Regions from separate parts of the Homo sapiens genome. Here regions 2 and 3 are each linked to region 1. Evidence: chromatin contacts called from ENCODE Hi-C or POLR2A ChIA-PET data. All regions are on one chromosome and are shown on one strand. Each heading gives the region's core, a stretch centred on a gene start or an enhancer-like site at or near the end of the contact. The rest is flanking DNA. Distances are from core to core; before and after follow the strand shown. Region 1 holds the start of TEDC2 (tubulin epsilon and delta complex 2). Region 2 holds the start of FLYWCH2 (FLYWCH family member 2). Region 3 holds the start of ELOB (elongin B).

Evidence for each region. Hi-C counts contacts between places; a loop is a spot of excess contacts on that map. ChIA-PET counts read pairs that join two places held with the same protein, here RNA polymerase II (POLR2A). Pooled maps may share reads with other maps.
Region 2: a pooled map shows a loop between it and region 1 (9-fold over the local background). The contact joins the promoter of FLYWCH2 here to the promoter of TEDC2 in region 1. A Hi-C loop is called at or near these places in 7 of 50 pooled maps. POLR2A ChIA-PET finds 5 or more read pairs at or near these places in 2 of 52 experiments (H1 and OCI-LY7).
Region 3: a pooled map shows a loop between it and region 1 (4-fold over the local background). The contact joins the promoter of ELOB here to the promoter of TEDC2 in region 1. A Hi-C loop is called at or near these places in 2 of 50 pooled maps. POLR2A ChIA-PET finds 5 or more read pairs at or near these places in 3 of 52 experiments (GM12878, H1 and activated CD4-positive, alpha-beta T cell).

Annotation. Positions count from the first base shown.
Region 1 is chr16:2,458,702-2,461,424 of GRCh38, forward strand. TEDC2 (tubulin epsilon and delta complex 2) reads left to right here and starts at 1,408. Exons shown (of 10, transcript NM_025108.3): 1 at 1,408-1,469; 2 at 1,582-1,680; 3 at 1,922-1,992; 4 at 2,115-2,523. The coding sequence starts at 1,444. It overlaps LOC105371050 (a long non-coding RNA gene), which reads right to left and starts at 1,277. Exons shown (of 5, transcript NR_188689.1): 1 at 1,213-1,277; 2 at 1,012-1,135; 3 at 109-253. It overlaps CCNF (cyclin F), which reads left to right. Exons shown (of 17, transcript NM_001761.3): 17 at 1-153. RefSeq lists enhancers at 1-696, 927-1,016 and a silencer at 1,397-1,746.
Region 2 is chr16:2,881,883-2,884,605 of GRCh38, forward strand. FLYWCH2 (FLYWCH family member 2) reads left to right here and starts at 1,333. Exons shown (of 4, transcript NM_138439.3): 1 at 1,333-1,484. RefSeq lists an enhancer at 250-750 and silencers at 479-948, 1,449-1,618, 1,709-1,768.
Region 3 is chr16:2,775,949-2,778,671 of GRCh38, forward strand. ELOB (elongin B) reads right to left here and starts at 1,332. Exons shown (of 4, transcript NM_007108.4): 1 at 1,289-1,332; 2 at 1,045-1,179. The coding sequence starts at 1,291. RefSeq lists a silencer at 1,323-1,452 and enhancers at 1,523-1,662, 2,310-2,723.

The sequences.
Region 1 (2,723 bases), core at 158-2,657:
GGGTGAGAACCCAAGCGTTGGAACTGTAGACCCGTCCTGTCGACTGTGTGCCCCTGGGCATGTGTGAGCCTCAGTTTCCTCATCTGTAAGGGGGGCAATGATACCTACCTCACAGGGGTGTTGTGAGGATTAAATGTGAGGAGGATAGTGGCAGATGAGTGATGGACGTCCTTCACTGCCTCGGCCCCTTGTCCAGGGGCTCTTAATCCCAACTCTGCATGGAGTCAGTTCTCTGCTTTCTCCCAGCTTGCACCTGAAGGAGGAAACCACTCCAGGGGGACCTGGCCCCGCCTGCCTGTGGTGGGTGGGTTCCTGCATCACCCACCTGCTGACTGAGCATTTCCCTGCCTCCTCCTTCACAGAGAATCTCCAGGGAGGCAGGGCCACCGTCACCCTCCCCCACCGCTGATGGAGGGGCCCACCCGGAGCGCTGGGCCAGAGCTGCCTGGGTCCCAACCTCCCTGACAACTCCCTTTGTGCCCTCCTTCCCCTCTGCGATGGCACCTTCCCATTAACGACTATGGAATGGACTCACCTGTCCCATCTTTAAACAGCAACCCCAGGCTCTGTTTTTCTTTCAGCTACCGCCTGGGATTTCTTGCCCCCTAATTGTTTATTCTTGTTAACACCAACTACATGGGGCCCTGCTGCCTTCCTCACTTCCTCCCTCAGGTGTCCCCCGCATCACCGAAGGCCCTGTACCCCCGCCCCCCTGCTGTGCTGTGTACACCGCCGAGGCCTCAGCAGCACTTGGCCTGTGACCCACTCCCTCCCGTGACAGCCTCCTGTTGCCTCTGTGACACTGTCCTACTGCTCCTCCACCTCCCTGGCCATTGCGTGGGCCCCGTGATCTGTCCCTACCCGTCCCCTGCCCCACCAGGGGCCACCTCGCCTGGCCCACTGCTCCAAGGTCTGAGCTTCCTCCCCTCTGCCCAGTGCTATCACGTCACATGTCCAAAAGTGAACACTTTCTCCTCCTTCATCCCCGCCCCTGACACGCGGAATCCTCACCTCCAGCAACCCCGTCCTGTCCCTGTGCTCGGTGGCCCAGGCGTCAGCAAGACGGCTGGTCCCTGCGTTAAGAGCACTTTCAATAAGGACAGATGGAGCCTCTCGTATAACCTTCACCGGCCCCCTGCAAGAGAAGCGCGATAATGGCGCCCCCATCTACCCAGTTACCCAAACCAAAATCCCGGCGTCGCCCGCAGTCACCTCCCTGGCGGCCTCGGGGGCCCAGCTCCGAGCCGGAGTCCCCGTCAGACCTGGGAGGCAGGAGTGGGCGGGGCTTGAGGCTTGCCCGCAAGGAGGGAGAGAAAGCTTCGGGGGCGGCCCCTGAGCCCCGGTTCAGGATTGGGCAGCCCGGCCGGGAAGGGGCGGCCTTCCCTCCCGGAAGGGGCGTGGCTCTTCAGAGGCGGCAAATTGCAAGGAGACGCCGCCGCCTTCATGCTGCCGGCGGGCTGCTCGCGCCGGTGAGGCCTGCGCGGCAGGAGGGGGTGGGAGGATGCGGGCGGGCCGGTAGCCAGGCGCGGGGCCCGAGGCCCGACGCTGGCCGAGGTGCTGAGCCGCCGGTGCGTCCCCCAGGCTGGTGGCCGAGCTGCAGGGCGCCCTGGACGCCTGCGCACAGCGACAATTGCAATTGGAGCAGAGCCTGCGCGTTTGCCGTCGGCTGCTGCATGCCTGGTACGCGGACCCCGGACCCACTGGCCAGACCTCCCTCGGGCCCTCAGAGTCCCGCCCCGAGCGCCCAGGGCTGGGAGACCGGGCGCAGCCGCCCACTTCGGAGCTGTGGGTTGTCAGTGCCACCCTCCTTACCCTGCAGGCTCTGAGCTGGGGGCCTGCCGCGGGGCCCGGCGGCCCCCTCGGGTCTGTTTGGGCTGGGCCCTGCCTCCTGGCCGTGCGACGGCTGCCCGTGTCTTTGCAGGGAACCAACTGGGACCCGGGCTTTGAAGCCACCTCCAGGGCCAGAAACTAATGGAGAGGACCCCCTTCCAGGTAAACCTCCACCACCCGCCTTCTCCAGGTGCTGCTCTGGCCTGTCTGCTGGCGTGCAGTTGTGAGGAACCCTCCTGGGGGACAGTGGGGAGAGATCCCTGCATAATTCTTGGCTTTCACAGCATGCACACCCAGTCCACAAGACCTCAAAGAGTTGGAGTTTCTGACCCAGGCACTGGAGAAGGCTGTACGAGTTCGAAGAGGCATCACTAAGGCCGGAGAGAGAGACAAGGCCCCCAGCCTGAAATCTAGGTCCATTGTCACCTCTTCTGGCACGACAGCCTCCGCCCCACCGCATTCCCCAGGCCAAGCTGGTGGCCATGCTTCAGACACGAGACCCACCAAGGGCCTCCGCCAGACCACGGTGCCTGCCAAGGGCCACCCTGAGCGCCGGCTGCTGTCAGTGGGGGATGGGACCCGTGTTGGGATGGGAGCCCGAACCCCCAGGCCTGGGGCGGGCCTCAGGGACCAGCAAATGGCCCCATCCGCTGCTCCTCAGGCCCCAGAAGCCTTCACACTCAAGGAGAAGGGGTAGGTTTCCCGGACCCTCACTGGAGGGACTTCTGTCTCTGCCTCCTCAGACCCTGGCTAGCAAGGAGCCTGGGATTTGGGGTGACAGGGAAGGCAGGGCATCGAGCCCTGTGGCATACCCCTGAGGCTCATGCTCAGAAGCTGGCAGAATGAAGCAGCTGTGTGGTGGTGTCCAGGTTGGCACCATCAGGTCAGGGAAG
Region 2 (2,723 bases), core at 83-2,582, 420 kb after region 1:
GATCACCTGAGGTCAGAAGTTCAATACCAGCCTGGCCAACATGGTGAAACCCGTCTCTACTAAAAGTACAAAAATTAGCCGGGCGTGGTGGCGGGCGCCCGTAATCCCGGCTACTCAGTAGGCTGAGGCATGAGAATTGCTTGAACCCGGGAGGCAGAGGTTGCAGCGAGCCGAGATCACGCCACTGCACTCCAGCCTGAGCGACAGAGCGCAATTCTCGTTTCTAAAAAAAAAAAAAAAGCACAAAGGCCTTGAATGACACCAGACAATGCCCGGGGAGATAGGATAGTGGGATGGGGGCAGCGGGAGCCTTGGTAGCGGAGTCCACGGTGGGATTCAGAGACCTGCAGAGCCAGGGCCGGGAGGGGCAGGGCAGAGGAAGGGCGTGCAGCGACGCTGGCATTCGGACGTGAGAAGGCGGAAGGTGCGGGAGGCCCCAGAGGATCTCGACCTGGACCCTGGAGCCCTGGGGCGGTGGCACATTCAGCGGCCGCTTTAGAGCGAGGGGGGCGGGGCGCGGAGCCAGGCTTAGGGGGACCAAGGTGGCCGGGGTAGTGGGGGCGACCCCGCGGGGCTGGGAGAGCCGCGGTGAGCCTAGGGGGCTGTGCGGGGGCCGCTCTGGACGCTGCAGCCAAGTGTCCCAGGAAAGCAGCGCCCAGGGCCCCACAGCTCCCTGTGCCCGGACCCAGCCCAGTCCCACTGCAGTGGGTGGCTGGAGGATGGCGAGTGTCCCGGGCACCCCTTGGGCCGGGTGAACGTGGTTGGGCACGGAGAGGGCGGGGCCCGTGGGCACGGGTGGGCCCAATGGGCCAGGGCTGGACCAATAACGAGAAAGGATGAATGGACAGGGGCTGAACTACAGAGAGAGGGCGGGACTATTGGGCGAGGGCTGGACCAATGGGCAGGGGCTAAACTAATAGACGAGGGCTGGACCAATGGCGCGGATGAGGCTGCTGCGTCGTCAAGGATGCAGAGCTTAAAGCAAGGCAGTGGCTTCCATGAGCCTAAACACCTTCCCTCCGCACGCTCGGTATCGCGACGGGGGAGAGCAAAACCTTTAAACAAATGCTCCAGTTTTCCCCGCAGAGAGCCGGAGTCAAATCCGTGAGGAAGCCCGGGGGTCGCAGTGAAGCCCAACCCACTGGTGCTGGGATAACCTCGCCCGCAACCCGGATCCAGGCCGCAGGTCCCCCGAGGCTCCGCCCCTGACGGCGACACTCAATCCCGGGTGTCCCCGCCCCCTTACTGAATTTTGGCCCCGCCTCCGCCCTCCGATTGGCCGGACGCCAGCTCTACGCCGCACGGGCAAGACGCGGAGGAGCGGCCCCAGCCAGAAGACAGGGCACCCGCGGCCTTGCTGCGCATGCTCGCGCTGTGACCCCGGCTTGAGGTAACAGCGCGAGCTGAGGCTGGGGCCCTTGGCGCGGAGGCTGAGGGACCCGCCGCGGCGCTGTCGCCGGAGAGGGAGGGCACCGCTGTCGTCGGTGAGGACGGGCCCTGGCGGGCGGGGAGGGTCCTGCGTCCTCGGCATGGACGAGTCCCCGGCCCGGCTCTCTCGGGGGTCCCGAGGGCTGCGGGTGCTGAGGAGGGGTCCGCGTCCTGGTGCTCAGGCCGCCTCCTGTGGGGTCTCCCGCGATTCCCTCTTTGCCTCTCGCCCCTCCTTCCCCACCCCCTCCAGTCCCTTGTCCAAAGCCTCAACACCCCCACACGAAGGAGGTCCGCACTCGCCCGCCGGTCCCTGGCCGTGTCCGCCGCGCCCAGCGCTGCCTTCCCGGCACCCCCCAACCCCCGCCGGCCTCGTCCCACGGTTGCAGCTCGGGAGGTCCCTGCAGGGACGGCAGCGAGTTGGAGGCGTGAGATACTGGGGCGGGGGAGACACTCGGGGCCTCAGGGTGTGGGTATTCTTGAGAGAGGAGAGAGCCGGGGAGCTGGGACCATTTGGGCGCAGCCCAGCCCGCGTTTGATGCCAATTGCATTGGGTAAAGGAGTGAAATAAAGATTCTGAGCCCTGGTGATTAGGGGAAGGAGCTGCCATGGCTGAAATTGCCATGGTGGGGAAGCTCCGCGCTGCACACCTTAGAGTAGCAGTTCTTGGCCTTCTTGGGGCAGGGGTCACTGCCGGTTTTTTAAATCTCCCTGTGAGGACGTGTACTGCACACCTTAGTGTCCCGTCATCCTGTCGGGGTCAATAACAGCCCCGCTGTGGACTGCGTGGAGCAGTAATTATTGGGGAGCAGCTGTCCATATCGTCTGGGAACTTTTGCGATGACTTCACCCTTGCCTGTCATCTATTAACAGCCCCTGATAAATTCACCACTATTTCCGTTACGCAGATGAAACCTGCTGGGAGGGTAAGGGATTTGTCCTCGCGGCTGAGGATGCCGGTGCTGGTGGACATTAGTGATGTTTCTCCCCCGTGCGTATGAAGATGATTCTGTGGGTCCACCATGAGGCACCAGGCAGGGGTCCTGTCGTCCAGAACATCGTCAGTGAGGGATTGAACCTTGTATTAGTTTCCTGTTGCTGTCCTAACAAATAAGGTGGCTTAAAGCAACACAGGCCGGGCGCGGTGGTTCACGCCTGTAATCCTAGCACTTTGGGAGGCCGAGGCAGGCAGATCACAAGGTCAGGAGATAGAGACCATTCTGACTAACATGGTGAAACCCCGTCTCTACTAAAAAAAAAAAAAAAAAAATACAAAAATTAGTCGGGGCCGGCGCGGT
Region 3 (2,723 bases), core at 82-2,581, 320 kb after region 1:
AGCGCTATCATAGCCCCCTCCAGCTTGGAACTCCTGGGCTCAAGCAATTCTCCTGCCTCAGCCTTCAGAGTAGCTGGGACTACAGGACCATGCCACCACGGCTGGCTGGTAGTTGAGCCTTTTGATGCAAAGTTTCCTCATCTGTAAACTAGGAATTACCAGAATTCTCAATTCGTAGGGCCACCAGAGGGTTTCAATGAGCTAGGAAGAAACATAAAGCACTAAGTAGACATGTGGCACACGGGACATGCACAGGCACGGTCATTTAATATTTGCTAAGTCCCAGTAGTTATGAGTGAGGAAAGGCCTTTAGAGACCATGGGAGCTGAGGCTCTGAGCCTGGAGCTAAAAGTCAGTTTCCCAGTTTCCAGCTCTAGAATCTGAACAATGCACTTGGGCGACAACCTCACAATGTTGGGAGACGTAAATCAGAGGCTGATGCATCTGACTCCCCAATGCAGACCCCAAACCCCAAGCCATTCTGACTGAATAATCTCAGTTCGTTTGCAAGGGGAAAGGGGGGCTTCTAGGACATCAGCAGGAGGTCGGGAGGTAATAACAAACGGTTGCTTGGTGAAGAACGAGTGGGACCTGACTTTCTTTGCATTCACTGAGTTCCCCACCCTCCACCCGAAGGAGTGTCCGGGGGGACAGCGTGATTCCGATGGGCCTGCGAAGAAGGGTGGGGATTAAGGGGTCGTGGTTCGAACCCTGGCGCTGCCAATGACCTTTGGCTGGTTAAGCGACCAAGCCGAACCTCAATTTCGTCAACTGCACGGCGCGGGCGATACCGTTGCAGGGGTTGCATGCCACGGTGCCCTCGGCGCCCGGGGCCCGGCACGAGGTCTAAACATCGCCCCCGGACCGGAGATCCCCGCGGCGAGCGCAGCTCGCGCTTCACCCGCACAACGGATGTCCCAGTCCCGCGGCTCGGGCGCCCGCAGGCGTCGCCGGCCGCTACTGTTTACATCGCGGACAGCGTAGGCGTCAGCCCCGTGCCCGGCGCCGGGTACCCGCTCCCCTCGGCCCGCCCGCGGGACCCACCTTGTACAGCCGCTGCTCGTCAGGAGGCCGCTTGAGGATGCCCTCGACGATGCGCTTCAGTTCGAACACCGTGCTGGACTCCTTGGCGTCCGTGAAGATGGTGGTCTTGTGGCGCCGGATCATGAGGAACACGTCCTGGGGGCGGCGGGCCGGCGTGAGCACGAAGCCCGGGCCCCCCGCGCGGCCCAGCCGCCCCCCGCCGCCCCCGGCCCGGCCCGGCCGCCCCTCCCCCACGCCCGCTCACCATCGCGGCTGCTGCCTCTCCCCTCGACGCGCCGGCGCAGCCGCGCTCCGCCCCGTTCCCGGCAGCCCGCGCGTGGCCCAGCATGCCCCGCGCCGCGTCCCTTCCCCCGGCGCAGCCCCGCCCCGTGCCGCCCCGCAGCCGCCGCCATTTTAAGTGATCTGGAAGCGGGCGGTATCGAGGGGCGTGCGGCCGCCATCCCGACGGCGGGCATGGCCTTTGGAGGCGGTGGCGCCGTCTTGGGACTGGCAGAGGGGAGGTCCCCGTGTTGGTGCGGTCCGGCGGGCTCCAAGCTCGGGCACACCGAGCTCGGGGCCGTCTTGTCGCGGCGTAGTCGTGGCCGCCATCTTGGGCAGGCTCCGCATTTGGGGTCTTCTGGCCGCCGTGCTGGGGACAGTCACCCCCGCTCCCTGACCCGGGCTGGATGCGAGGACTGTCGCCGCTCAGAGGGGCTTATGACCTGTGAAGAGCCCTGGGGGCTGCTGTTGGGCTTAGGGATGGCCCGGGCGAACTCCTTGGGCTAGAAGAGGAGGCACGGGAGCGGTTGGCGACCGCTCTTCGCAGGAGGAGGGAAGGGGCAGCTCCTTGCCCCAGGAGCCCTGGGCGCCTGTCCGCCTTCCTGCTTGGCTGCATTTCGGCTCTGAAAAGGCCTAGAGACTTGATTCTCCTGGCTGGCCGCTCTTTCCACCAAGGCCCTGTTTCCTGAATGCTGGACACTATCCTGCATCGCCCCAAGTTACATTTACATGAGAGTGAGGGCCCCCCACTTGACCTCTCCCTTGCAGAGACACCCCAGGCTGGGTCGTGCTGGGCGGGTGTCGGAGGCGGCGTTGGAGAGATGAGCCAGAGGGTGGCCCTGGACGCCAAACCGCCCTGCAGTCCTCCGAGCTGCGCTTTGAGGGCTGTTGAGAGAGGGGTGGAAGGTGGAGGTGCGATTTTTGCCTCGGCATCTAGAGAGGCGAAGGAGCAGCCCTGGGCTCCGCTGCTGACTGTGGCCATGGGCCGTTAACCTCATCAAAGCCCAGTTTCCTCCTGTTGTAGATGGGAGAGGAACAGTTTTTGAACTGCGTAGAACCTCGGCAAGTCTTAGCGCTGCATTTGTGTTTTCTAAGCTGTAATTCTAGTTATTGCTACTTTTGACTTGTGGAATGTGGCTCCTCCCTGGGGAGTCCTCCAAAGTCCCTTCCCTCGTGTGACTTCCTTCACTGCGGTTCACTGCAGCCCCTACCCCCGCTCCCAGGGTCCTCAGCATCGCAGTCCCTGCAGAACCTGTCTCTTCTTCATGACGTGAGTCATGAGGCATTGGACAGGTAATTGCTGGGAAGAGCTCTTGGCCAGGCTAAAATTTCTTTCTCAGTCGCAGTGTCTGGCTGGGGGCGGTGGCTCACGCCTGTAATCCCAGCACTTTGGGAGGCTGAAGGGGGTGGATCACTTGAGC